Linked DNA regions of Mus musculus: region 1 is linked to region 2. Evidence: chromatin loops called from intact Hi-C (ENCODE). Cell type or tissue: heart. All regions are shown on one strand. Each heading gives the region's core, and the rest is flanking DNA. Links, peaks and the distances in the headings are about the cores only.

Region 1 (15,677 bases), core at 4,937-12,936, 1.0 Mb before region 2:
TTCAGTAATAACCCACACTATCCATCCAAGTAGCCCTGGTTTTCTTAGAAGCAACTGAAGGTGGTAGAGCTAACCATGAGGTATCTGTAAAGAATGGGAAGTACTCCTCATCTTCATGAAAGAGGAGGAGGGAGAGGGAGAGGGAGGAGGAGGAACAGAGAAGGAGGTAGAGGAGGAGGAGGAAGAAGAAGAGGAGGAGGAGGTGCTGCAGTGGTGGCAGCAGCAGCATGGGTAACCACGCTGTAAGCAGGTAACCAATTAGAAACCACAGTAGTCTGCTGATAGTCCCGACGGTCTGGACTACAGAGACAGGAGCTACCATAACACTTTATAAGTCAACTCCTTGGAATTCAATGACAGATTAAATGTGAGAAATAAGAAAAATATAATGAGTAAACCTTAAAGATACTAATAACAAATGGTTTGAGAATATCAGCAACATCATAATTTTTAAAAATTTACTTTTTCTTCTATAAATTTTAATTATTTTTGCCTTACCTAGTCCCCAAATACTTCCTTTATCATATCTACTTAGGTAATTAGGGATGCTGCTAGTTCCATGTGGGAACCTCATTTCTAGTTATCCACATTTCATATCAGATTAGCTGCAAACAGGATTACTACCTGCCAGAGCCACAGGCAAGATACACAAAAGCATTATTTACTTAAATATGATTTTACCGATACCATTATTTAAAATGGAAAAATATAGTTAGTTGAATGAAAAATTAGAGATAAAAATAGACATGGAAAAATATTTAGAGACACTATAGAAAATACTAAGAATTGAAAAACAGACTTCTGAGAAATTAAGGCATTAGAAAACCTTACCAAGTTTTCATAGAGTAGGATCTAAAAAGAAATCAAGTTACAAACTTCATGTAAGCAAGGCCCTACATTTCTCAGATAGAAACAGAAGGCACCGGGCAGTTGGTGTTTTGAGAGTGAATGGACGCACTCAACAGCTGCCCAGTCTGTACCTAGAATGGAGCCAGTGTATAAGGTACCACTAGACCAAGCGCACAAAGCCAGTTCCAGGGTATCCTGACAATTTGTGGTTCTTATTTTGTTCAATTTTCTCAGTTTGCCTGACCTTAGCACTCTTGTCTGCCAAATGGAGACAATGTTCCCTCCTTCACAGAGCTCTTGTGAGGACTGGATGATTACAAAGTCTCCCCTCTAAAGCACATTCCCTCCCCAGGCAGGACGCTCTGTACTGCAGAACAGCTGGACACAACTGCAGGCACTGCTGCAGGACTAGTCAGTTATCTTGCCAGGCGAACCACATCACATGCTATATACGAAGGCTACACTGGTCACTAATATTACAAATGTTTCAAATACAAATATTCAGCTACCCAATTTAAATAATTAAATAAATTACTGCATGTAATTAGAAGACTAGTATGTATACTGATTGTTCAACAGCTTGTTTCTCAGTGTTTCCACTCAAACCATTAAGCTAGAAAACTTATCTTAGCTGTTTTGCAGAGCTCGTACTTAAGCGCCCACACATCCAGTACTTACAGACAGTCCTGTAAGCACAGGGTATCTTACTCTGAACAGACGCACACCTTGTTCTTCAGGTCGCTCACTTCCTGCCGGTGGCTCCTATGTAGCTGCACCTCTAGCTGCTCCAGCTGCGCCTTCTGCTGCTGTTTCAGAGCTTCACACTCACAGCTCAGGCTGTCTAACATCCGACTCTTGAGCTCCACTTCTCTTTGAAGGGCATGCTTCTCTTGGTTGTATTTCTGAAAACACATTGAAATGCATAAAGGAAAAACAAACCCAAACACCTTCAATCATTGGATATTGTCAGTTAGCACCTTAAGCTGCTTCAGACCCATTTCATTTGCTGCTTTCCAAGGAACAACCACCTGTCAAACTGGGACTAACATAGCTAATCTGTCTTTTCCTTTTTGAGCAGGGTTACATGCATGCTCACATGGGGAAGCACACATGTACATGCATGTTATTGCAGAAGAGATGACAACCTCAGGTATTGTTCCTCAGCTAATGGCCACCTTATTTTTGGGACAGAGTCTCTCACTGACCGGAAACCTGCCTGCCTGACAAGTAGGGTAGGAGGGATTGCCAGTGGGCTGAGTCCCAGGGATCCACCTACTTGTGACTCTCCAGAGCTGGGATGGATAACAATAAGACATTGTTCTACCATGTCTGGGAACTAGACTCAGGAAAGCATTTTACCAAATGACCTCTAAGCCCAAACCTTCCAATCAGTCTTAATGAACCCCAAAAGGTGTATTTGAATATCACAGGGATCTCAAAATCCTCAAGCTGAAAGAAGAAAAGGCACGGATCCCAGGAAATTACTGACTTTTGCCTTCCAATTCGCGGTCTCTGTGGCCCTGGAAGCCAACATACAAACAGTAATGGAGGAGGCAGTCTCTGGATTTCAAAATCCAAAAGAAACCTCAGACTGCTGAGTGTTAAGGATTTCCTGAAACATTCTTGCTCTTGGCTAAACAATAACTGTCATGGTAGTAAGCCTTTTCACACACTAATCAAAAACTAAGAATTTATCTGGTTATTAGAACAGTAAGTTGTTTTTTATTCAGTACAGCACAATAACAGAATCTTTCCATAATTAGAATCCACTTGCGAGACAACAAGAAAAAGTAAAGGAAACCTTTGGTATCACAGGACCAGAAACACTGCAACCAGCTCAGTGAAACACTCGCTGGAGACACTCGGACCTCCTTTCCAACGACTATCCACTCTGTGCATACTCAAAAAGCAAGCAAATGTGCCGGGTACCAATCCCAGAAATAGGTAAAACACGGTGTCTAACCTCAAGATTCATCGAAAACAAAACACTCAGCAACTTTAAGCTACAGTGACTGGTACTGAAGACAAGGGCAGGCTAAGAAGAGGCTTTCTAAGGGAACTGGTATAGGAACACATTTTCAAAGCAGCAGGAGAAAATGCTCATGGATCCAGATGCTGGGACGCACAGAATACAAGGGAAGCATGTTCGAGATCACCTTGTGCCAGACATCCAAGCTCAGCATTGGACGGCATGTGTATCTTACATGCTGCTAGGAATGTTTCCAGAAGCCCTGCCCGATGGCTGGATCCACAAACAATACCAAACTCTACATACACCATGCTCACCCACACCCAATATATAGTATCTGACCTGACAAAATTTAATTTTAAATTTGGCACACTAAGAAATTAATGATATAACCAATAATAAAAAAGAGCAGTTTAAAGTTTCGTGTCATTTTTCTCTCAAAATCTTACTGTATTACATACAGTCACCATTCTTAGATGCTAGATAGTATAATGTTCATGTGATGAGATGAAATGTGACAGTAGTCATGTGAGGCATATGACATCGTGTTAGATGACTCATGACCTTACAAGACATAAAGAGGAACAACACCTGCTAGACAGTGTTTCATGTCCCAAGCAGAACATAATCACTACAGATTTATAAATTATTATTTTACATAAATTATTTATATCTAGAACTGTCCATGTATTATTTATGGACAACTATAGACAGGAGAAATATGTCAAAGTCCATGCTGGAGGAATAGCAATTGCTGCAGTTCTCTATCAAGGAAGGATAAACCCCATAGCATGATGGTCTATCAATCCCTAAGAACAGAGAAAAAAAGGATATTTTACCAGTACTCAAATGTTCCTGGTTAGCATTACTAGTTGATAATGAGATGTTCTTCCTTGATTGCTTTCAAAAACAACAAAATACTAAAAGAAAAAAATACTAAATACTTTCAGAGCATTGTTACATTTACAAAATAACTATAAACATGCTATGGTTAAAAAAGTATTACAGTTCCTTCTAATTTTTGTTTTAAATGAGATAAAGCAGGGGAGAGGAGGGATTTGGGGGAGGAACAACTAACACTAAAAATCTTGCAAAAACAACTATAAAGGCTTCCTGAGATGTATATATCTATAAAAAGGGTGTTTAATAGTGTCATCATATAATTCTGGGTAGGTGTAATACCTAAACCAGACCATATATACTCCCAAATAAAACCCAACACCAGCAATGGGATGCTTATTTTTGAGCTGTTGGACAATAGAGTCCCATAGGTGCCTTCCCCCACTAGCCATATTACAGACTATTGCCAAGGTTATTGGTTGTCCTCCACAACATGGAGAAATCTAGAAGCTTCACCTGACTGCCTAGTGTTCAATGTGCGAAAGCGAAACTGATCTCACTCAGCTAAAAACCTTCATGACTTCCTCCAAGTTAAGCCTGCTGCTGCAGTCATGGCTTGAGTGTCAGGAGAGTAACCAGCCACTTTCTAACTTGGATTTGAGCCCTCCCATCCCCTTCTACCAGATGAAACCCATACCTGACACTGTCAATGAAGCCAAGAATCCGAGGCTAGATAGGTCATGGGCCCTAGGGGGAAACCTATAACTATTATTCTGCTAAAAGAGCACAGATCTCTTCAAGGTTCAAGGATCCATTTGGAAGAGGGGGCAAAAAGACTTTAAGAGCCAGAGGTGGAGTCAGGCAGTGGTGGCGCACACTTTTAATCCCAGCACTTGGGAGGCAGAGGCAGGTGGATTTCTGAGTTCGAGGCCAGCCTGGTCTACAGAGTGAGTTCCAGGACAGCCAGGGCTACACAAAGAAACCCTGTCTTGAAAAACCAAAAACAAGCAAGCAAACAAAGAGCCAGAGGTGGTGAATAATGTCAAGAAAAAAAAAAAAAAAAAAAACAGTGCTTTCCAGGCACAACAGGGCAGATGCGCATAAAAACACAGAAGCTCTGACAGCACATTTGAGGCCTTCATAAACCGCCAGAGCATATCTCAGCTCAGGGAGAGAATAAAATCAGTTTTCTTCAATGGGGTGACACTGGGTAATCAACCACACTCTATCTAGGGCATGCCCCATCCTCAGGAGTAGTCAGCCAACACAAATTGAACTCCATGGTTTTGTTTGTTTTTTAAAGAGAGAGAAAAATGTATGAAGTTAGGTGGAGAGGTAGAGAGAATCTGAGAAGAGTTTGGGGGTGACGGAAGAACACGATCAAAATATACTGTATAAAATTTTCAAAGAATAATTAAAACATTAAAACAAGCAAGGCAGTGGTGACACAAGTCTTTAATCCCAGCACTTCGGAGGCAGAGTCAGGTGGATTTGTGAATTCAAGGCCAGCCTGGTCTACAGAGTAAGTTCCTGGACAGCCAGGGCTATACAGAGAAACCCTGTCTCGAAGCCCCCCCCAAAAGAAACACATTAAAAACAAAACAAAAAAATAAATAAAATTCAATTAAACTAAGGGAAAAGAGGTTAGAATTATTTTCATCAACCTCCCCTCCCATCCAAAGCTCTTCTATTTTAAAGACACCCAAATTCCATGAGGTATTTCCAAAACAACTGTGCAGCATGACTGTTTCCATTCTGAGATATCTAATCTTTGTTTCATGATTTGCCATCTAGTACTTATTAAGAACAGTAAATCGTACTTGGAAAAATGACAGCTGCCATTAGTGATGTCTACCTGTTATATGCATAATTCTGTAGTTCAGTTTTAAAAGACTAAACATTTAATATTAAACTGATTTAGTAATTTGAAAAATCTTTGTGGGCCAGGCAACAGGTGTATATTAGTGAATAAGAATAGACAAAATTCCCTCTCATGCAGCGTGCAACTCTGGAGATAATCAGTAGGAGAGGAATAAGAGCAAATTTTGACAACTTGACATTGTACAGTCAGTGTATAGCCATCATGCTGACAGGACATTTAACTGACAGTCTGTGGTTGAGGGCAGAGTCAAGAAGAGTGGATGAATGACTCCAGAAGAAACGTTCAGTATAAAGCCAGTACAGGAAAGACTACAGAAAACACATTTGAAACATGGTGCTCACTTAGGCAGAGGCCAGAACACGAGGATATACAAAGCCAAGTTAAGAGCTCAGACTCTGAGAATACAATAGAAAGCCCTGTGCGGCTTCAGAAGGAAAGGAAGAAAGGGGACCTTGTTATTTTCTCATGGCCACTTGAATGTGTGACGTATGAATGGTAATGGTGGAAGCTGGCAAGCAGTCAGTAGGCTACAGCAGTCCAATGGAAAGATGGCTGTGGTCTGGGCTAGAGCTGCAGTATCTTAGGCAGACATTTTGGCTGTGTGAGTTGTTTATTTTTTGACAAATTAACACAAACTTAGACATATGTGTGAGGAGGAAATCTTAGCCGAGAAAACACCTTTGTAAGACTGACCTGTATGCAAGTCTGTGAGGCATTTTATTCACTAATGATTGATGTAAAAGAGCCCAGCTCACTGTGGGTGGTGTCCAAAAACAGGCTGGCCAAGCCAGTAAGCAGCATCCATCCCTCCGTGGCCTATGCATCAGCTCCTGGCTCCAGGCTCCTGGTCTGACTTCTCTAGATGAAATCAACGGTTTCTCCTCAAGCTTCTTTTGGTCATGGTGTTTCATCACAGCAGTAGAAACCTAACTAAGATGTGAGTCAAGTCCTTTGATTTATTGATGGATAAAATGTGGGACCCCTTGACTTCAGGCTCAAGCAACTATCCAGAATGCCAATCTTCTTACCAAAGCAAGTGAACATCCAGTTAGCAGACAGAGAGTGGTTGTGTCAAGCTTGAGACGCCCATCAGTGGCAGGCACTGGAATACACTAAAGGCTTGGTGAAAGGCCATGGAGCACTCAGAGGTTTAGAACTATAAAGGAGTGAGGTCACTGACGCAGAGCATGGATTGAACCACACCAGGCAGTAAATGTAGCAAGGAAACCAGGCTGACCTCAGAGGCAACCAACTGTTGGAAAGAACACTGGAAATTCCTTTTCAACACAGTTGGGGTGGGACAGTTTAGGTCTTCAAATGAGAAAGGATAGCTACCACACAAAACAAGTTTTTAGTTCCGATGTACTTCCTTGTAAACTAGTATACTGGACCCTACCTCTGCTGTGATCATCATTTCTTCATGACATTTATCCAGTTGGCTCTGCAGTTCCGTCTGCCTCTCCAAGAGCTGTAGGCCATAGTGTGCAGCTTTCAGTCGCTCGTCTTCACACTCTTTGAGTTTGTTCCGAAGATTTGTGATATCTGCCTCCATGATGTCTGTTCTCAACCTACTGGAAAGATAAAATATAACTACGTGAGCTGAACGTGGGACTAAATGTAGTGACATCAGAGCAAGAGAAGAAACATATATGGTCAGCAGTACTGCCATAGAAAACCAAAAGGGTATTAGAATTTGATTTCTGAATTGCAGGACAATTCCTCTTATCAGTGACAGCACAGTAGGTAGTGAGAAATGGCGGAACTCTACAAAACTTGTGAAGGTCAAGTCAATACAATTTTCTGATAGGTGGATTCTGGGAGGTAAAAAGAAAAATGAATATAGCCTTCTGCCTAAGCAATTACTAGAATGGAGCTACCCTCGGCTGAGACACTGAGGTAAAAAAATGTTACAGGGAAGAAAGCAAGAATTCATATTTTCAGTATGACTTGAATATGCTGTACTAAAAATACAAATTTGGAGAGTGCCAACATTAAGTCCTTAAGATTCCTTATCACTAGAAGATGAGCAAAACTGCTGACAAGTCTCAGAACAGAAGGCTGCTATGAAGGAAAGACCGGAAGTATCCTCAGGTACTACTCAGGAAGTAAGTGGAAAGCATGTAATGTTTCTGGGAGCCAAAAAGACAAAATTCCTCCAGGAGGTGGAAAGAAACCATCACGGCAAATGATACTAAGGCAAATTAGATGAGAAACTGGAAACTGCAGGTCACTGGCCCAAGGTGGAGAAGTGAGGCAAAAGCCTGGTTAGGATAGGTTTGAGAGCCAGGCAGTGGTGGTGCACGCCTTTAATCCCAGCACTTGGGAGGCAGAGGCAGGTGGATTTCTGAGTTCAAGGCCAGCCTGGTCTACAGAGTGAGTTCCAGGACAGACAGGACTACACAGAGAAACCCTGTCTCAGAAAATCAAAACAAAACAAAACAAAATAGGATAGGTTTGAGAGAAAATAGTAGGCGATACACAGATGTGGCTAAATGACATAAAAATCAAAGTGGAGCTCCAAAGCCTAGTGTGCTAATCACTTTTCACCACAACTTCTCAAAAACCCAACCCGTATAAGGCATTTAAGTGTCAGCAAGTTCTGTGGATGAGCTAGCTATCTGAGCTCAAAGCTCACTTCCACATCCAACTGGCTACATCAATGTGAAAAAGTTTTGTGAGCATCTTGCTTCATCTATCTTAGAGATTCTATAAGATAAAAAGAGTAAAAGGAAACAAACAAACAAACAAAAACAAAAAAGCCGGGAGGTGGTGGCACACACCTTTAATCCCAGCACTCGGGAGGCAGAGGCAGGCAGATATCTGAGTTCGAGGCCAGCCTGGTCTACAAAGTGAGTTCCAGGACAGCCAGGGCTATTCAGAAAAACCTTGTCTCGAAAAACAAACAAAACAAAACAAAAACAAAAACAAAAAGAGTAAAAGGCATCTAACTAGATTAAGAACACATGAATTCTTACTAGGCATCAACAGAAATACCATGCCAGCCAAACGGATTTTAAACTTTTTTTTGGGGGGTGGGGGTAGTTACATTTTCACAAATAAGTACAAGTGAAAACATTTAACCCAAACATCCAAAATGTTACCACTGCAATCTGTAATCATTGAATAGATAAATAAACAAACCCAAGCAAAACTTTCAAGCCCAAAGTTCTCCTGCCTATAGGAGGCTCAGGGATAAAGATGGAGCAGAACCACTGAATGGCACAACTTGAAACCCATCCCATGAGAGAGAGCCAACCCCTGACACTATTAACGACCCCGTGCTATGTTTGCAGCCCTAACATAACTGTGTCTTGAGAGGCTTAACCCAGCAGCAGATGGAAGCAGAAGCAAAGGCCCATCAGGCATCAGGCAGGGCTCTGGGAGTCTCGTGAGGAAGAGTAGGGGATAGAATTGAGCAAGCTGAAGGGGTCAAGGCCACCACAGGAAGACATGCAAGTCAATCAACCTGGACCCATGGGGGCTCACTGAGGCTGAACCACCAACTAAGGAGGATGCAGGGGCTGGACCTAGGCCCCCTACGTATGTGTAGCAGATATGCAGCTTGGTCTTCCTGCAGGTCCCCTAACAATTGAAGCAGGGCTGTCTCTGACTCTGCTGCCTGCCATTGTACCCCTTACCCTACCTGGACCGCCTGGTTGGAACATGCTTATTTAACTCCGCTGGGATTTGATGTCCCAGGATGAGGTGGTACTGGGGGGGGGGGGGGACACGACTCCCCTTCTCTGAGAAAAGAGGGAGGGGTAGTAGTGGGGATAGGGATTGGGGGGCGGGACTGGGAGGAAAGTGGGGAGGGGGCTGCGATTGGGATATAATGTGAATAAAAGAAAAACAACAAAAAAAGTAAATAAGTAAAACATAAGCGAATGAGATGTTACAATGAGACTCCGTCCTGTGTGTCTGCTACATAATTGTAAGTTAATTCAGACTGCACCACTGGCTAAGGGTACTGGAGAATTCAAGACTCGGAGGTCCCAGACCACCCAGCACCGTATTTATCCTTCTGCAGTCAAACCCGCAGCGAAGCGGTCCGACCGAAGACTACACCGACCCGGAAGGCGGCTCCAGAGAACTCAGGTTCCTGAGAACAGGCGTTCCTCCCACCTCCTCCCGGTTCACCCTTCCCGACGCTCGCCCTTACCTCTCTCCTCACGCTTCCTGGCTGCTGCAACCGGAGGCCTGTCCGGAGAGCACTGGACTCCCAGATTCGTGACACTAACTCCACCTCAGCACAGAAATAACTCCCTCTTCACTCGGCAGCAGCACTGCTAAGTAAGCGCCGGGGATTTTTGAATACGGTTCCCGCGAGAACTCACGTTTCTCACGAGATGTCTTGTCCAATCCGCGCCTCCGGGGCAAACGAGTGGGGCGCCTTGCAGAGACTGCGCATGTGCATGCTCCGCGACTTGGGCTTTTGGGCGTTCCTGCTGCTTCGTTTTCTTAGAAGTGTCTGCTTTTAGTGAAGTGTGTTTCTCTGGTTTATTTATTTGTTGTCGTCTTTACCAACGCCAGTGTCGCCGGGTCGGAAGGTATTGTCAGCCCCTCGCTGGCCCGCCTGCAGTCGCCTTTAGGAGCTAAGGCGTTGAGTCTCACCAGGGCCAGCACAGTGCCACCTTCCACTGGGCTCGCCCCAGTTAGGACTGCGAACCACCCTGCCAGCCCTTGCACTTTGCGCAGAGGAAATTAAAGTCTCCTCCAAAGAAAACCTAAGTAATTCAAAATCACCGCAATAGGACTGCTATTGAGACGAACCCAGCTGGTTTTGCAGTACAGCTCGAGGGCATGCGTGTCTAAATAGAAATTCCTTGTAAACTTGCTTATTCTTTACACTTTTAAGCAATGGGAAATCTGGAGAGCTCTAGTAACTGGCACCTGGCATCATATCTTTTTTATCTATGGGCTTGGCTCTATGTCTTTTATCGTGGTTTACTGTGTTGAATCTTTGCCCTCTGTAGATGAAGGTGCCGAAGTGACACATTCCAAAAGTGAATCGGAAACTCCAGTCAGTAACATTCCCGTTTTGTTTTTCTTTATATAACAAAACGTCTGAGAAGGTTTTCACTATTCAGTTTCATCATCATCGTTATTATTTAGCTTTTTGAGACAGGGTCTCTATGTAGCCCTGACTGTCTTGGAACTCTCCCTGCAGACCGGACAAGCGATGAACTCACAGAGATCCTCCAGCCTCTGCCTCGGGAGTGCTGGGATTAGTTTGTTATATTGTACAGTAAATTGTCTCTTGACAAGATCACCAGCGTTTCTTTTTGTTTTTGTTTGTTTTATCATGAGGCCAATCCTGCACTGTACCCCAGTGATTTTTTACCTTCAGTGTCCAGTAGTCAGTGTTTATTTTTCCCCTTTCCTGCATTGCCTCCATTGAGTTTTAATATCTTGATGCTCCACACCCTTTGACTTTCTCACTTCATTTTCATTTGTAGACCGTTATTTCTGATGGAGCTAGACCAGACTTTAAAGGACTGAACTGTTTTAAGATAAACAACAATGATCCATCAAGCAGATATAATCACCACTGAGTTCTTCATTAAATGAAGCAAATTCCATTTCTTCTATCATTCTCAGATTCTTCAACTCAGGAGTCAGGAAGATAACCTCTATCGTTGGCCAGTCATGACTAGTTAATACCTGTAACTAAAATCTTTATGAATTCCTTGTTTTGTTCTTTGATTCAGAGAGAACATATTAAATCACATACTATCTCTCAGGTGCAGTGACATAGACCTTGGAAGGATGTGTGATTAAACGTACTATCAGGGAGTTGCTCACAACACAGTATATTATTTACATATATTTAATATTCTTGAGGCCTGTGCCCCCCAACATAGCTGTAGCCATTTTGTTCCATGCCTGCCAGCTCTTTCATACTGTTGCTGTGATATGCCTGCCACTCATTGGCACAGAAAAATAACTTGACTCAGAGCAAGGTCATGTTGATAACATATCTTGTTATGTTCTGTATGACAATTGTTAATCTTAAGAAATTCCACAAAGCTATAGGACCCATCAGATTAAATCAGTATGAACTGTTATGTCCAAAATAGCTTGAGTCAGAGCTGACCACTGAACAGCACTTCCAGCACCTGCACACGAGCTCATTGTGGCATTTTCCTTTATAAGCACACCCTGAGAAATGTTCGGAGTTGTAGCCTCGGCCGCCAGATTCTGAACTATGGCCCTGATCGATCAAGCTTAGGGTGTGTGTTCAGTAAACCATCCCTGTCTGACTGAGCTTGGTGTTTGTGTGGTTTGTGGGCGACTCCTGAACCCCAACAAATATATATTTAAAATCATGGCTGTAGAAATTATCACACACACAAATATACTCACATATATATTAAAAATTCATGGGCTGGCGAGATGGCTCAGTGGGTAAGCTTTGGACTGCTCTTCCAAAAGGACCTGAGTTCAAATCCCAGAAACCACATGGTGGCTCACAACCACCCATAATGAAGTCTGATGCCCTCTTCTGGTGCATTTGAAGACAGCAACAGTGTACTTATTTATAAAAATAAATAAATCTTTTTTTTTTTAAATTCATATGACCCTACATAAAAGGAAAAGTATATTTTGTCTGGATATTCATTTAAAAAGTTACAAATGCACTGGCACTAAGCAGAGTCTTGAAAGATGGCAGAAGTAAGGAAAAATGGACTCGAGGGAGAGGACCATGTTCACAAAGTCTTAAAGGCCTCTCTCTCTAATCGTTAAAGGCAGTTTATAGGAGAACATTGATTTGGGCGCGTCTTTCTACACTGGCCCACTGCATGAAAGTAACCTGGAATCATTTGCACTAAGTGGCACACAAATAATTGAGCTTCAAGACCATCTTCAGTGGCCAGATGATTCAAATCAAGTGGATGCTGAGCTGGGACCTGAAGAGGTCTCTCTGTCTCACTTGTTTCCTATTCACAAATACTTCCTGATCTTGTTGAAAGGAATTGTTAAAACCTCTTCAGATCCTGAGGACTGTTGTAACTTAGAATCATAAATAAAAGTCACTTACAATCTTTAAAGTAAATTTGTTGTGGTTTTTATCTTTTTCCATGAAGTTAAAAGGCACTGTTAGGGATGCCCTGGATAGAGTACAGCCAGTACCATGTCCAGACACTAGATGTCACAAGTGAAACGATTTTTAGATAGCTTCCTAGATTAACCTACACTCTTTAGTAGTTTGAAGTACAGGTCTCCCAAATGAGACTGAGGTCCACATGCATGGCTGACATGCCAAAAGTTTATGGTGGGGTGGATTCCTCTGTGTCTGCCATTTTCATTTTACATCAGAGATGGCGTATTCCTCCTTGCATGATAATGGGTTCACGGAGCATAGGAAAGGCTTCTGAATTCTGAGAAGCAACAAAAATATCCACTCTCCCCTCCGTTAAAATTCCTAAGACAATAGCTACTCAAGTGCAGGCTGGTTGCTGTGAGAAGCTCGTCATTCTTTGAGTGTGACCACACTAACTCCATGTTAGAATGCTGTTCTGGTGGTGCTGCAGTGCCTTGAAAGCTGTTTATTTTGATGCGAACCTGTTTCGTGATGGCTTAGGGCTCTACAGAGGAAGGGCATGTGATCAAAAAGCTTAGAGTTTAGTGGAGAGACATCTACCAAACAGTTCCTGCCCAGAGGATACCTTTGATGTCCTTGTTGAGCTGTGAGGGGGACTTCTTTGAGGCCAGGCAAAAACAAGTACAAGACTCTGAGACACCGAGGAGTCTGAAATAAAACTGCATTAATTAATAAAGTCCCATGATTGATAGAATAGGCTGAGAGACGGTAAAGGTTGTGTTCATTGAAACTTGTGGACTAACTGTCCACAAGTGTGGAATAGCTGTCTGGGTGCAAGATACAGGGATTGTCCTAATCCATGGACTAGCTAGGGTAGAAGAACACAGTAGTTCTCAACCTAACGCATGCGGAGAGCCTTTACTACCGTTCCTCATGCTATGGTGACCCCCAACCCTAAGTTTACTTTCGTTGCTACTTCATAACAGTAATTTTGCCACTGTTAGGGATTATAATATAAATATCTCTGTTTTCCCGATGTCTTAGGTGACCCTTACAAAAGGGTCATTCGGCCCCAAACAGGTTGCAACCCACAGATTGAGAACCACTGATATAGTAAGAGAAAGAAGACACATGAGACAGACTGGAAATCTAATCATCATAGCTCCCAATGTGGCAGTCAGTTATCAAAATAATTGTCCGAGCAAGCAGATTCGGCTGCTCAATCGTAATAATAATGGGGAAGCCTGGCATGCTGACTCTTCCTGCATCAACGTTAGCTCCTAATGAGTCCAGTTTCTGTCTGAGTGGACGAAGCCTTCACTCAGCAGTGTTATGCTTTCTCAGTACAATGTATTGATTAACTTGCTCCTTTTTCCTGCCCAAAGCATTGTGTATTTTATAAGCAATTCGCCTTTCCATCCATGTTCCACCCTGTGGAGTCTTTACAGCTGATTCTGCCCTTCAGCTTCAGTATACTTTACCTCTAGGGTACTCACCATTCTGATGACAGAAACGGGTTGAAAGATGGCCTCTGAATGACAAGCCAGTGTGATCCGCCCCCCGGGACTTTTGGAGAAATAGATTGTATTAATTCTCTTTGTTGTGGACTGAAGTGTGGCTACCTAAGAAGACAACAGTCGTGCTCTATAGCTTGCAGCTGCCATCTGGCTTGAGAAATGAATAAGAAACAGGGATGTAAGCAGAGAATGTAAGAGTCCTGCTCTTGCTATCTGAGTGCTTCAAGCCTTTCATGAAGCTATAGCTGTCCATCATTCTGTATGGCTGTTGTTCAAACAGTTTTGGTTTAAGTTCTCTGCTGTTTGGAAGTTAAAATATTTTAACCAATATACAGTAATGCTTCTATCTGAGGATAAATGTCTCCAAGTGCTCAGCCCCGAATAAGAAATCTGTACCAACCTCCTATTCTGAAGGCTCAGAAATCATTGCCCAAGAGGGGCCGGAAGGATGGTAAGAGCCAAAGGTAAGGGTGAGTTCTGAGGCAATGCTTTCCAGGACACAAGGGGTCCCTCCCACCCATGAACTCAAAGCTGCTATGACTTCACATGCAAGACCAAGGTGAAAGCAAGTGATCACAAGGCCCCAGCTCCGGCACAGGAGCAATTGGTGATCAATGGCATCTAGGAGAGCCCATTTTCTTTACAAATGCAGTCACTGAGGGATGCCCGTGCTTCGAAGAGTGGCTCTGCACCCAACCATGCACAAACTGGCAGCACTAAGCAGACTTGGTAGATTTAGAAAAAGAAGACGTGATGTTGGAAAAAAAAAGGGTGTGGTGTGGTGATGGATAGGGACTGGAGCAGGGAATGGGGATCGGTCTGATCACAACACTTCATTGATGATTGAGTTGATAAAATAAAATAATACCCCCATCAGAGCTTGAGTAGACCCAGACTGTTCACTTCCATATTTACATTTGGGAGTTCTGTTTACTTCCAGACAGAATGACTTCTTTGAAGGAAAGGAAGGCCTGACCTAGGTGAAGGGACCAGTGAATGGTAATGGAAATTGAGGGAATCAGACATTGTACTCATTAGTTTTATGTCAGCTTGACACAACCTAGAGTCGTCAGAGGGGAGGGAGCCTTGGTTGAGAAAATGCCTCTACAAGATCTGATTGTAGGCAAGCCTGTAAGGCATTTCTGTATTTAGTGATTGATATGGGAAGGCCCAGCTCTTCATGGGTGCTGCTATCTTTGGGCTGGTGGCCCTGAGTTCTATCAGAAAGCAAACTGAGCTAGCCACGGAGAGCAAACCAGTAAGCAGCATAGCATCCTTTTGTTGTTGGGAGCCTACTCCTAGCAAAAGCCGCTATTGTCTCTGCAGCTATTTACTTACCGGCAGTACTTTTCCACCCTGACAAGAGACTTGTTTTCCTAGCATAATGTTTTTACAAGAAGCCCACCACAGCTGAACACACTCTGATAACATCTTGTTTTTTTCTCCTATACATCCTGGACCTGTGGTTAAGCGTCTCCAGCTGCACTCCCCAGTGAATGCATATATAGCTATAGTTGCCTTCCAATAAATGAGACTTGAGACTCAAGACTTGAGACTTGATTCTTGATAGTGTGTTTT
Region 2 (14,345 bases), core at 1-8,000:
AGTAATAACCTGTCTCAAAAAGGCAACAAACCTGACAGACCTGCAGTGTGAAACAGGAATGGTAACAGTAGTTAGGTAGTAGTTAGGTACTCAGTGTCAAGTTCTATAACCAGTGTTCGTGTGCATGCTCTTCTGACTTCCATCTACTTAACAGGCCTGATGTCCCCACTAGCATCACTTCCATGTAAATTAGTAACTGACCGATCACAAACCAGGTGTACAGGAATGTAGAAGTCAAGTCCCACCCTCCTCGGACGTCTCTGCTACAAAATAAAAACATTTACACACGTGTTATTGACTGATTGATACCGGGTCACTTTATACCTCAGGCTGGCTGCAAACTTACAACAATCTTCCTGCCCCAGTCTATCAAGTTATAGTCTTTGTTTGTTTTTTCTAGATAGGGTTTCTCTGTGTAGATCAAGCTACTCTTGAACTCAAAGAACTGCCTGACTCTGCCTCCTGAATGCTGGAATTAAAAGTGTGCACCCCTGTGCTCAGCAAAATTATATTCTTTAACTCATCAAAAAGCCTGGTAAAATGTTAGGTCAGATACTGAAGTGGCTATTGAAGGGTGGGGAGGGCTCAAGAGAGCCTGAGATAAACTGAAATTGGGCTCTGGAAGTCCATCAGCCCTGCAGAAGGCTCAGTGCAAGCGAGGTTCTCTATGGGAGTGCGTGTTGGCAACCGTGTAATTCTGTACACGGTTACAAAGATTGCTAACAGACATAGTGGTAAAACAACTGTGTAAAATAAAGCTTGTACTCTGGTTGAGAATTTCCATGCCAGAAAACTACAAATAGCGACAAGGAAACAAACAAAAAGAGCTGAGTTAAGTGGGTTTTGGTGGTCTGCTTTTTTTGGTTTGTTGTGAGAGTCTCGTGTTGCTGAAGCTGGTCTAGAAATCCTGCTTCTCCTGCCTTCACTTCCCAAAGGGCTGGGCTATATAGGATCAGCTCCCATGCCTGATCAGTTTTAAATTTTTATTTATCAACTTCTTATTCATGCTTTTCACAATCTAAAGATTTCCAATAGAAAATGTCAGTTACATATAATCCTAAGTCTTAAAAATCTCTAATAACCTTGTAACTTTTTAAAACTTGTATCTTTTAAAATAAACCTATACACAAACACACAGAAGCCACTGTACTTGACTTCATTCAAATTAACATTTGAATATAATCAATGTAACACTTTTTCTTTCCTGCCTTCCTTCCCTGATCCTCTTGCCTCCCACAGAAAGTGATGGAATCAAGGCGCGCACCACCACGCGCAGCCACATGCAGTTTTATCTGGAGCTGGACTGCACCCACGGCCTCACACAGGCCGGCTCCTGAGCTATAGCCCAGGCTGGCCCTGCACACACAGCCATCTTCCTGCTTTGCCTTTCGGGGCTAGGACTACAGAGGTGAGCCAGCCTGACAAGTTCTTGGCAACTTTTCTTTACTTGATTTATACGTGTGTGTCTTCCTTTCTCCCATGATTCCTAGGCCTGTGGGAGCAAGGAGTTACTACTACTCTTAGCTAGTCCTGGGAGACCAAGACGGAGGACTGCACAAGTCTGAGAGCTACAGGCCACAGAGCACAAACCACGCCAGCCAGGGCTGGACTGTGAGACCTGGACTCAAATAAAGCCAAAAGCAGACACATTTTGGTACAATCACCTTTACTGTTTTGAGGTTTTGTAAAACCTCACATTATAAAAATTTGTAAAAATAACAGCTTTTGAGAAAACTAAGATTAGAAGCAGATTCCCGAAAATCTACGGATTCTTTAAAAGTGGCATTATCGTGACAGCAATCATGTATGAGTGCTATCGGTGTGAAAAAGCTTTCTGTGAGTACTTTAATAAATGTACTAAGTGGCTAGGCTCTGGAGGCAGAGGTAGAGGCAGAGGATCTATGTGAGTTTGAGAACTGGTCTACTTATGACAGCTCCAGAAAGGTCAGGGCTAAATAGAAACTGTGCCTCAAAAACAATACTAAATACGTTTCTAAATCTTAAAAACACATAAAAAAGACAGAAAAGCAATAAGAAAAAACTGAGGCAGCCGTGCTTATGAGAACATGGGTAAAACACCTCCTGCCAGAACCATCCGGTACGTGCTTTCAAGGTGGAGTATGTGGCCCAAGAACTAGGGCAAGGCGGCAGAGTGAAGTTATGGCACACAGCACTTTAGTCCTTTGATGCTCCCTCCCTCCCCCCCTCTCCCTCTCTCTGGTTTTCCGAGACAGGGTTTCTCTGTGTAGCCCTGGTTGTCCCGAGACTCACTCTGTAGACCAGGCTGGTCTGGAACTAAAAGATCAGCCTGCCCTTGTCTCTTGCACACAGAGAAGTTTGTTTTCACCACAGCTGTGGATTTATTTCCCTTACTTCCTTCAGCAGCGCACAAGCACTTGACAAAGCTATCTGAGCACAGCTGCCTCCACACAGATAATAAAGTGCTTCAAAGGACTGGTCAGACGCCTGAGATGAGGACTTGGAGCGGTGCCTGTGCAATCCAGAAGGAAGTACACACACTGGAGAACAATGAATGAGGCAACATGCTAGGCTGTGTCATCAGCAAACCTGAAAGGCAGGCCAAAGAAGCTGAAGGTAGGCTTTCTTTAAAACAAACAAACAAACAAACTACATTGATAAGCATTGCTGGACTGTAAGGCTATTCAAATGGTGGCATGGTAGTACACACCTGTAAACCCAGCCTGAGAGACACAGAAGAAGAAAATGCACTTCAAGATGGAGGCAGCCCAGCCCAGAAGCCAGCCTGGTCTGTATAGAGAGGCTGTTGGATGGGGAGGAGGAGAGGCAGAGAAAGTTTCGCAACATTAAATGAAAAGAACCCCAAAAGATGCTATAAAGCATAACACAAAACTGCAAAATAAACAACTTCATTGCAGAGGAGTTAGGAATCAGTGAGTGCATTTTAAAACATCCCTGTTAGTTGCTCCTGAGAAACTGTTTCTTTTACAGTAGTTAAAATGGTTTTAAAAACAAAAGACATTCCTTTGACAGCATGGACATAAGCCTTTGAAGAAATCTCAACTTCCAAACCATTAAACCATCGTAATGAACCACTTAAAAGGGGTATCATAATAAACTACTTAAAAGGGCCCTGGGAAGCCAGTGCCGCCCCACTTTCTCCAGCCTAATGAGTCCTAACTTGCCTTATGCAGGAAAACTGATTTCTAAACAAACTCCTCTTCTCAATTCTTATAGCACGTACTTCTAGAATCTTCAGTAACAACAACAACAGCAACAACAAATTATTTGAAAACATCCGGAGCACTTACCCTTCGAAGAATATTCAGCCTATACTTCAATTTTAAATTTTCTTCTCGTAACTGTTCCAAACTTGGAGAAGCTTCCAAGCAGCCACAGTTCTTCAGCCGGTCGATCTCAGCAGTCAGAGCCTTAATCTCCCTTTCCTGTAAGGGAAAGGCAACTTTTCCAGGTCAAACAAATGCTTCCCGGATAATGGCAAACCTTACCACAGACTTCCTCATTTCGCTCTCCACAACATGTGGGGTAGAAAAATGAGAATGGACTTTGCAATGATTTTACTGACGTCAGCAATCATCCTTTATGAGATGGAACTGAGTTCACATGTGTGTGCTGGGGATGAGGGACTGCGGGGCAGAGAATATAACTCAGCCAAGTGTGCATGGCAGTACACATCTCCAGTCCTAGCAGTTGAGAGGCTGTGAGTTGAAAGTCCAGGGCCAGAGTCAAACACGGAAGTCTCTTCTTTAGCTAGGTGCATCCTGATTTAGTCAGAGTACAAGTTTCTGGCTTTACTACCTGTGTTGCTAAATCTAATGACTTGGGACTAAAAAAAACCAAACCAAATCAAAAACGACAAAACAAACCAACAAACATCAGTAGGAGTTGGGGACTTGCACCCCTCAGTGCTGCTTGCCACACATAGGCCTTGGCTCTGGGTTAGATCCCGAGACAAAAAGGAGTCAATCCATCTTTTGTCATATTCGAAATCACTCAAGTGTCCGTCTTTGCCTTTTCTGGGTCTACGTAAACTTCATATATATATGGTTTTTTTTTTCCCCATCTCTCCAAGATCTGCTACTATTCACTGGACTCAGCAGTAAAGAGCTTGTCCATTTATTTTGCACCTCGGGGATGATTTGCATAAAAGCAGTTATTGTCCAGGGAAGACTTAGACAAACTGAGTTCCTAACGCTAGTGTCTAGGCCCGAAAAAGAAAAGGGGCTGGTCTTACTTTCGTTTTTCAAAATTGTGACACTGTTCCAGACCAACACTGGCGGCTTCTTGGGAAGTTTCCGGCTGGGTCTCAGGGCACACCTGTCCTGCTCTAACCTGGCCTGGGCGACCAGCAGAGTGAGCCTCGCTCGCTGTCCACCCTCTCTTCTCTGAGTGACAGTCGCACGACCCGGCCAAGAGGAAAGGGCCAGCGGAGCAGCAAGGCTTCGCAAGCCCCGAGGTCCCGGACTGGGGTCGCCGCGGCCGCCTGTGGAAGCCACTGCGGACTCTGCCCCGCCGCCGCCCGCTCCAGAGCCCTCCGCCCCGCCCAGGGACAAACCTGCTGCAGCAACCGCGCGGAGCACTGAGCCACCAGACCGTCCATCCTCTCGTCAGCGACTCACATGCCAAGCGGCCGGAAGCGGAAGTGTCTAGTTTGGGCCGGAAACGGAAATTCCTACCCGGGTAAGTCACTGTTTTTGGTTTTTCAGGGCGCGCCCTCTGCTGCCCCCTAACGGGATCCAGGAGACACTGCGAGAGAGGCGGGGAGCAGGCCAAAGCAACCTACCCTCTGCTTGGAGGCATGGCGCGGGCATGGGCACAGAACCCATCCCTCTTTTGTTTTGATTTTTTGTGTTTTTTGTTTTTGTTTTTTTCGAGACAGGGTTTCTAGCCCTGGCTGTCCTGGAACTCCCTCTGTAGACCAGGCTGACCTCGAACTCAGAAATCCACCTACCTCTGCCTCCCAAGTGCTGGGATTAAAGGCATGCGCCACCACTGCCTGCAACTCATCCCTCTGTTAAACAGGCATTTTTGTTGTTGTTCACATTAAGGTGCTAGATACTCTCTCCAGGATGTGAAGATGTTTAGAATGTATGATAAAAAAAGGTCCTTAAACTAATGGAGACTGCCTGAAAGGGGAAAGAGAAAACAATGGCTTTCCTTTTCATTGTATGTGTAGTGCGCGCGTGCACGCGCACATGTGCATGTGTAGACTTTTTGTATTCCACTCTGACCTTTGACTCTCCATCCTCCTGCCTCAGCCTCCTTACCAGGCAAACAATGTTTTAATTACCAAGAAAGGAAGGTGGTACAATGACTTGAGCCAGGCAGCCTCTTGGAGCATCTCTCAGGCTCTTCTGTTCGTTTGAAAGATGTAGCCCAGGGTAGTCTTGCATTTAGCTGAGCTTCTGATCTTTTGTCTTGAACTTCTGATCTTTTTCTTTCCACCTTCCAAGGGTCGTGGTAACGTGGTTTTACCACCAAGATGGATTTAGTTCACGTTAAAATTTACTTATCTTCATCCTAAACAATAATATCTATGAATCCATGGGCTGAGTGTGTGGGCTAAAGATGCTACATATTAAATAAATATAGGACTTGAGAGGTGGCTCAGTGGTTGAGAGCACTGGCTGTTTTTTTTTCCCCCAGAGGTCCTAGTTTGATCCCAGTATTCACATGGCAGCTCACACTCACCTATGAACATGTAGTTCCCTGGGATTTGATGCTCTCTCCTGGTGTGCAAGCATACATGCAGACAAAACACCCATATACATAAAATAGATAAACTTTCAAAAACAATCAACATATTATTATAGATAATAAAGAATGCAGCCATATCTACCTGTGTTTTCTTTTTGCTAGGTAGAGCGGGCTGGCCTAAAACTCAAGCATTTCCTGTGTTCTGGGATTACATCTGCTGCCTCTCCGGGCCTATAGTTTTCTATATTGTCACCAGTGGTACCTATACCCACTTTGAGAAAATGCTGCATTAAGGCACTTGGCTATCACCACAGCACATAAAAAAATGTTAAAAACACACACACACACACACACACAACACTGTGATTGCTGTGAATTCATTCCAGCCTGAGTTAGTGAGTTTTAGGACTGTAGAGTAAGGACCTGTCTCCAGGTAAGCAAGCAAACAAGCAAAAAAAAAAAAAAAAAAAAAAAAAAAAAAGGAAGAAGGAAGGAAAAAAAAGAGGTCACAAGCCACTGAGAAACGCCTATGTTCCCATTGCTACACAGCCGGATTGGAAGGACTTCGACTTTCCTTCAGTCAGTCAGTAATTGTCATGTGTTAGGGAATACTGTGTCAGGAGCTGAAATGGTGAACAGGTGTGTCTGGTGCGTGAGATATGAAACCTAGGGAATCAGATACATATGGTTGGCCAGAAGTACATAACGTCAAGCCTGCTATTTCCAATTAGCTTCATTTACCCACTATCCTATAGTTGGCAGAAATTGATGGCTATCCTTACCATATTCCCATTAATACATTCAGTTAGCAACGTGCTCTGGGGATAGCTGTACTCATGGTATGGGTCAAAGATATGGAAATGAGTTATTCCAGAAGCATCTAGAATATAACAAGTAGAATATAGACTTCACTACTGTGGCTTAACATTGCGACTTAACTTATAACAGTAGAGAGTGACTCTCAGCACCGTGGATCTACAGCAGCGGATGCTGGATCTCAGTAATTCGGTCTACAATAGCAAACACTGGATAAACAATGCAGGGCTTTAGTTTCCAAAGTCTTGTCTTTAATTCTTTTCTTCCAGTGCTGGGATTAAGCCCAGGGCTTTGTGTTTGCTAAGCCACACTACTATTCTATTGAGCCACATCCCCAACCCCAAAACTTGGTCTCTTTCCTTTTGTTTCTTTCCTCTTCCTCCTCCTCTTTCTCCCCTCTCCTCGACCCGCCCCCCCAAGGTTTCACTAAGCTAGCCCTGGATATCCTAAAACTTGCCATGTAGAACAGGCTGGGCCTGAATAGTACAGGGATTAAAAGCACATATCAGAATGCCTAGCTGAGAAAGACCCTTTCTTTATAAACAAAACAAGACCTGCGGTTAAGAGCCCTTGCTACTCTTCCAGATGACTAGAGTTTCTGGCACTCATGTGAAATATAGGTGGCCCATGACCCCTCTATAACTCTAATTCCAGGGGACAAAACTCTGCTGGCCTTCATGGGCATCTTTGGATATACATATAAATAAAAGGAATCTTTAAAAACAAACAAGGCCATCTTAGACTACAGTATAAGTTTGAGACCAAGCTGATGTCAATATGCAACCAAATAAAATAAAATAAAATTCACATTGAGGTGGAGAGGTGACTCAGAGGTTAAGAGCACTGATTTCTGTGCCAGAAGCCCCGGGTTCAAATCCCAGCACCCACATGTTAGCTAACAACTGTCTGTAACTCAGTTCCAAGAGGACCCAATGACCTCTTCTGGTCTCTATAGGCATTGCACCCACATGCAGGGGTGCACACATCTGTGCAGGCAAAATACCCATACACATAAAATAGAAGTGAACATAATTCTATCCATCCATATTCATCCACCCATCTTTAAAAAAGCACACAAAAAAAGTCATGCTGATAATCCTAGAAAGGCTATGGCAAGACAATTGTTTTGAGTTTGAGGCCAGCCTGAACTACACAGTGTGACCCTATCTCAGAATAACAAGACCACAAGATCATAATCGTACCTTCTGTATAGGATATTGTAAAGATAACCCAGCTAAAAATAAACTTTTAGTGATTAGAGCTGTGGTGAGGGGAAAGATGTGATTCTATGGCTCTTGTGTAGCCTTTGCACTTGGTATGCTTAGGTACCTCCTTTTAAAATAATAAAACTAGGCTTAAACTTTGTTTTAGTTTGAATTATGTGTACTTGTGTGTGTCAGGCTATGTGCATAGGAGCATGAGTGTATGTTATGGCTGGTTGTGAGCTGACTGACGTGGGTGCTGGGCACCAGTCATCAGTTCTCTGGAAGAGCAGTAGCATTCTTAACTGCTGACACATCTCTCAATGTCCCATTAGTCATTTATTTATGTGCATTGTGGGTGCATGTCTGTCTGTGCACCATATGCATACTTGGTATGCACAGAGACCAGAAAGGGTCTCAGATCCCGGAAACTGGAATTACATATAGCTGTGAGCCACGATATGGGTGCTTGGAATCAAATACTGTTCTCCAGGAAGAGCAGCCAGTGCCTTTAACTCCTGAGCCATCTCTCCAGGCTCAGTTTTTAAGGACAGGTTTTCATACTGCTGAGAAGGTCTCAAACTCCTGCGTCCACCTTGCAGGTTCTGGAAACACAGACATACACCACCAGACCTTAGGTTCCCAAAGAGCTGAGCAGTCACTTTTATCTAACGGACAAATAAGTATAACTCGAAAAATAAAAGAAAAAGGAAAACAAAATTTCCCCCCCCAGGATTTGGAGCTGAGTGAAATCAGGGACATAATAAAAGTGAAGATGTGAAAGGGACAAATGACAAGAAGCTCTTTCTTAAAAGGCCACTTTATTGTTAGAGATAGATCCAAATGCGGTTCTCCGCAGCCCTCCCCTCACTCCCACAGCTGCGTCACTGGGCATCTGAGATGGGCGTGGCCTGGGCGTGGCCTGTCACCAGTCCGGGCGGTTCAGCCAGCTCCAGGCTACCTGCTTCCGGTCACGGTCACGTGGCCACATGAAAGACACATCACAGCTCACAAAGATCCGCGGACAGTCTTCGAATTCCCCCACGATTACTGTACATCCTTGTCTTTGTATTATTGTACAAAATAACGTTAACCAGGGCAGGCTAGCTGTGCTGTGCCACCCGCGGGACCTCCTTTGAGGATTGTCGCCCCTCAAATACAACTTTTTTTTTTTTTATTATTGCAGGGAAACCTCTGAAAGTTGTTGCTGTACAAAAAGAAAACTCTAGACAGTTTTAAGACTAGCAGCCACTTAATGCTGCTTTAGTTCATTTAAATTCTTTCCCAAAAATACATTCCTAAATATACAAACTATACAATCTTGTCATTTTAATGCTGGTTTTTTTGTTTGTTTGGTTTTTGTTTTTGTTGTTATGGTTGCTTTGTCATTTTTTTTTTTAAATAATAACAAGAAAACCTGAAATTTAAAAAAAAAATCTGTCTTCAAACCAACAAGAGCGCTCGGGGACTTGTGACTCAGTACCTTCATATAATGCCTCATAAATAACATTAGTCACAGTCAGCCTTCACAGCTTGGTCTGCACGCGCGCGCACGAGACAAAGGAAATACTTTTCTGGTGGTTAGACGTCATCTGCAGAGAGAGCTGGGATGTTCATCCGAGGCCGGGTGAAAAATGCCATTTTCTCCCTGTGATGGAAAACAGGTGTTTCAACCTCACTGAACACATAGGTATGGACAGGATAAAGCCCTGCTCAGGGTCAGGGCATCATGTATCCCAATCACACAGTCTGCCACTGAGAGACACCTCTACTATATACTGTAGGATACTTAGTGATAGCTCTGGCCACTATTAAATGCTGTTAGCATGCCTGAACTCTGGCTGTGAAATCTGAAATCTATGAACCCTGAACATGGTGATACATGCCTCTAGTCCCAGCAACTTGAGAGGCTCAAGACAAACATAGCTTGGGTCCGAGATTTTGAGTTCCTATCCACATAGTCCCATCTTTAACAACACACACACACACACACACACACACACACACACACAGTCAAATATCTTTGCAGCGAGTGACATAGGAGACAAAATCATGCTTGACCCATTAGCATGATCAATACAGGAAACACATACATATACATATGCATATATGTGTGTGTGTGTATGTATATGAACATTGGTTTATTTTTGTTTTTTGTGTGTGTTTGAGGCAGGGTCTCATGGAACACAGGTTGGCCTTGAACTCACACTATAGTGGATGGAGGATGAATCTAAATCCCTTTGTGTTGGAAGGCCCACACCAAATGACATCTGTGACCCTCCTCTGACACGTGTAGGTCCAGCAAGGCAAGCACCCAGCTGTGATTCTATTAGGCAGGCTAGCAAGCCGAGGCAGGAAATTAGGTGAGCATCCATTGCACGCCACTCCCCTCTTTATCACCAGCCAGGCCCCTGCAATTACCAGGTACCGAAAAGGCTGAGAGGAAAGGATAAGGCAGGTGGTTCATTCATTAAACAAGAGGATCTCACAAACTGGGCTGAGCTGTGTGGGGACTGGTCCCAGAGCACCACAGTACTCACAGCATTATGGGAGCCTGGCAGAGGATGAACATCTGTTCCCATGTAGGCTACAGCTCTGCTAGCAACAGGGGCATTCAGTGCCCAGGAGCAGGGAACACGAGGCCAGCAAAGACGATAAAGGCCAGGCAGCTGGTGGGGTAGCGGAAGGCATGAGACTGGGATTATCCACTCACCTGAAAGACTGCACTTCTGGGGGCTCCTTACAGCTCTGGCCTCGAAGCCTGTGCACATCCTTGGCAGCAGCTCTCATCATCTTGTCGGCTTGCAACTCACTCTTGTGCTCCCCACGATCCACCTGGGAGGTAAGGCAAGCAAGAGTGTGAGGTGGGAGAGAGTCCTCTGGCCTGCAGGAGGCGCTGTTAGCAATGCAGAGTCTGTACCATAGAGTCGGCATTGTGTAGAAGGCATTGTGTAGGGTTATATTCACATCATCCACCGATGACCACTGAGGATTGAGGCAGGGAATAGAAGCCCTTCCTGTGCCTGAAGGAACTGTGACAGGACACGCCTAGTGAAGTGTGTTTCTTACCTGCTCCTCAGGCACTTGGGAGGGGAGATTTTACAGTAGCTTTGATTTTACAGACCAAGAAAATGACTCAATTTTGTTTGTTTCACTTTTGATTTTTGTTTTTAAATTTTTATTTAAAAAAGAAATGCGTTCAGTTTTATGTATATGAGTACTCTATCTGCATGTATACCTGTGTGCCAGAAGAGTGCATCAGATCCCATTACAGATGGTTGTGAGCCGCCATGTGGTTGCTGGGAATTGAACCCAAGAACCTCTAGAAGAACAGCCAGTGCCCTTGAAAAGGTCAGCTCAGGAACTTTGGGAAGGTAATGAAACACTTGCCCTTGCTGAAGGGCGAGACTAATTAACATTTCTCAGACAACAGGGTGGAACCGACCTGCAGGTGGGGACACATTCTGCAGGACTGACCATTGCCCACCTTCAGACAAGGGAAGTCCTTGTCACCTCATTCCCTAAAGACCAATCAGTTTAAAGGGTGCCCTGTTCCGCCAATCATATTGTGCCTAGATGCTGATGCCCTGGAAACCATATAAAAACTCCCCAAATGGGTGCTGGGCGTCGCCACCTCTTCTCTGGGTCTCGATGACCCCAGTGCAGTGGAACAATAAATTCCTCTTGGTTTTTTTTTTTTTTTTTTGCATCCATCCCGGCTCCATGTGGTTCACTCAGGGGGTCCCCAGTAAGCTAAGGCTCCCTGGAGTCTTACACCCTTAACCACTGAGCCATCTCTCCAGCCCCTTTCTTTTGTTTGATAGATTATTTTTTTTGGTTGTTGTTTTTATTTTTTGTTTGTTTGCATTTGAGACAGGACAGGGTTTCAGTCTAGCTTAGTCATCTAGACTAGAATTCGGTATATGGTTTACGTATTGAATTACGAATTGTAATTCTCCTGCTTCGCCCTTACGTGCATGGCCCACCTAGATAAGGTGCTTGCTGTATCTGATGAAGGACTCACGGTGAGTGGGGTTGAATTGTAAGCACTCACATAAAAAAATATCAACAGAAACACTTGTAGAGCGAAGCCCTCAGGGCCCCCCTCCACAGTGGGATCACAGGATGCTGAGAGGCAGCCAGCCAGTGGTACTCACCTTCTTCTCCAGCATCCTCAGTAGCAAGCGGAAGCGCTCGTCTTCACGCAGCCACTGTGGCAGCTCCTTCTCCCCGTGGTTCTTGGCTTGCTCCAAATGCTCCTTCAGCTCCTTCAGCACTGAGATCTCCTGAGTCAGCTGGCTGTGCCAGGTCCTCGTGGCCTGCAGGTCGAGTTCTAGGTCCAGCGAGGTGCGGATCAGACGCTCTGTGCGCAGGGACTTGACGGAGGAAGGCTGCGGGGGTGGAGATGATGTTCATGCCTGCCAGAGGGCTCAGCCCAGAAACCCACAGATCCCAGTCCTCTAAACCCCAACCCCCGCCTTCCTTTATGTGCAGACACCCTTTTCTTACTGCGAGAATATACTCTCTAAGTCACACAGGATGTGCACCACGTACCAGGGACTCCGTTGTCATGCGGCTCCAGTTCCCCTTTCACAACAGCCCTCCAGGGGCCTGCGTGTTAGTGTCTACACAGCCGGGGCTCTAGGTTAGAGTGTGTGGAGTGTGGTGGGAGAGCTGAGATTCCCGAGCAGTGCTGACTGCATTTGCATTCTGTGAATGGTGTGGGGTGCTAACCTGCCCTCGGATTGTCTCAATGCATATTACACTGGGCAACGTCTGGACTGTGTGCCTCCAGTAGCCAGACTCTGCTCAAGAATTCGGTTATCTGGGACACACTGCAGCAAGTTTTTGTTGCTGATTTTTTTTTTATTTAAACTTTTTTTTTTTAAGAGATGTTCTGTTTTTTTTTAAACTTTATTTATTTATTTATTTATTTATTTATTTATTATATGTAAGTACACTTTAGCTGTCTTCAGACACTCCAGAAGACACACTGCAGCAAGTTTTTGTTGCTGATTTTTTTTTATTTAAACTTTTTTTTTTAAGAGATGTTCTGTTTTTTTTAAACTCTATTTATTTATTTATTTATTTATTTATTTATTTATTTATTATATGTAAGTACACTTTAGCTGTCTTCAGACACTCCAGAAGAGGGCGCCAGATCTCTTTATAGATGGTTGTAAGCCACCATGTGGTTGCTGGGATTTGAACTCTGGACCTTCGGAAGAGCAGTCGGGTGCTCTTACCCACTGAGCCATCTCACCAGCCCGCTGATTTTTTTTAATTAAATTTTTTTTTTTTCTTTTGGGGGTAGGCTACAAGGATGGAGGGCTGATATGGAAGAACTAGAAAATGAGTGGGACTGGGGTGCATGATGTGAAATTTACAAAGAATCAATAAAAATCAATAAAATCAATAAAAATCAATAAAAAGAGTAGGGCAGTGGTGGCGCAGGCCTTTAACCCTGGCACTTGGGATGCACAGGCAGGGGAATCTCTATAAATTTGAGGCCAGCCTCATCTATAGAGAAAGTTACAAGACAGCCAGGGCTACACAGAAAAACCTGTCTCAAAAAGAAGCAGGAGGAGGAGGAGAAGGAGGAAGATGAGGAGGAGGAGGAGGAGGAGGAGGAAGAGGAGGAGGAGGAGGAGAAGGAGGAGGTTTAGCTATGTGGCAGGAACAGTGTTGTGAGAAGGGGCAAGAGACCTGCTGGAATTATTTCAGGGTTTGGACCAATCCATTCCCGAAGGCAGTCTCACAGCCTGTGGACTTGCTAAGTTGTATTATTGCTTTAGTTTGTTTTGTTTTACGGTGTGAGCCTTTGCACACACTAGGCAATCACCCTCTCAGTGACCTCTAGGGGCTATGGCTGCATCTCACAAAGGCCTGAATGCGAAAATAGCCGTAGGTCAGAGCGGCGAGAGGTGAGTGCATCGTATTGGGTGTCTCCCCCATCTCTCGCATCTTATCGCCTTGAGACGGGGTCTCTCACTGCACCAGGACTTGACCTTTCGGTTGCCTGTCTAATGAGACCTGTGTCTCCACCTCACCCCTAACGCTGGGGTTACAGACAAACACAGCCATGTCTGGCTTTTTATGTGGGGTTTCAAACTTGAGTCCTCATGCTTATAAAAGGAGTGCCCTCACCCACTGAGTCATTTCCCCAGCTCGACAGCAGAAATGTAGGGACAAAAAAATGTGGAGGTTCTAGAGTATTTTTCCAGAGTGAACATCTGTCTGTCTGTCTAGTCTATCATTGTGTGTGTGTGTGTGTGTGTATGTACACCCAAGAGTGACCATATGTGCATGCATGGTGCATGTGTAGAGGTAAGAGGACAACTGTGTGAAGTTGGTTCTTGACTTAGACTTTTCCCTGGGTCCCCAGGAACTCAGGTCGTCAAGGTCACACAAGCACCTTTATCTGCAGAGCCAGCCCACCCACCCCGTCCTACCCACTCCCCTTTTCCCTGACACTCCAGCCTATCCATAAGCCTTCCCGAAGTGAAGAGCAGCAGGCACAGAAGGCAGGCACAAAAGGAGCTTTAAGGCGGCTCTTACCCGCTTCATCCTGACGCTGCGCCGCTCCAGGGAGTTTCGCACAAAAGGTGGCTTCTTGGACAGCGTAGAACT

Evidence for each region. Hi-C counts contacts between places; a loop is a spot of excess contacts. Peaks named below come from ENCODE experiments on the same cell type or tissue, not always from the same donor. Only the 100,000 strongest peaks of a DNase experiment are listed, where the experiment ranks them.
Region 1: a loop joins it to region 2, with 7 times the contacts of the local background. A loop is called at or near these places in 12 of 42 quality-filtered maps.

What each region holds. Positions count from the first base shown.
Region 1 is chr11:34,823,789-34,839,465 of GRCm38, forward strand. It overlaps Spdl1 (spindle apparatus coiled-coil protein 1), which reads right to left and starts at 9,853. Exons shown (of 12, transcript NM_027411.2): 1 at 9,700-9,853; 2 at 6,937-7,111; 3 at 1,575-1,751. The coding sequence starts at 7,092. In heart, for the core only: a CTCF peak has its summit at 12,674 (motif pointing right); a DNase peak (open chromatin) is centred at 9,903; H3K4me3 peaks cover 2,460 bases; H3K27ac peaks cover 1,707 bases.
Region 2 is chr11:35,829,882-35,844,226 of GRCm38, forward strand. It overlaps Rars (arginyl-tRNA synthetase), which reads right to left and starts at 4,647. Exons shown (of 15, transcript NM_025936.3): 1 at 4,556-4,647; 2 at 3,291-3,425. The coding sequence starts at 4,600. It overlaps Wwc1 (WW, C2 and coiled-coil domain containing 1), which reads right to left. Exons shown (of 23, transcript NM_170779.2): 20 at 14,274-14,345; 21 at 11,873-12,106; 22 at 10,429-10,550; 23 at 8,518-9,363. The coding sequence ends at 9,297. In heart, for the core only: CTCF peaks have their summits at 4,731 (motif pointing left) and 7,481 (motif pointing left); a DNase peak (open chromatin) is centred at 4,660; H3K4me3 peaks cover 1,667 bases; H3K27ac peaks cover 989 bases.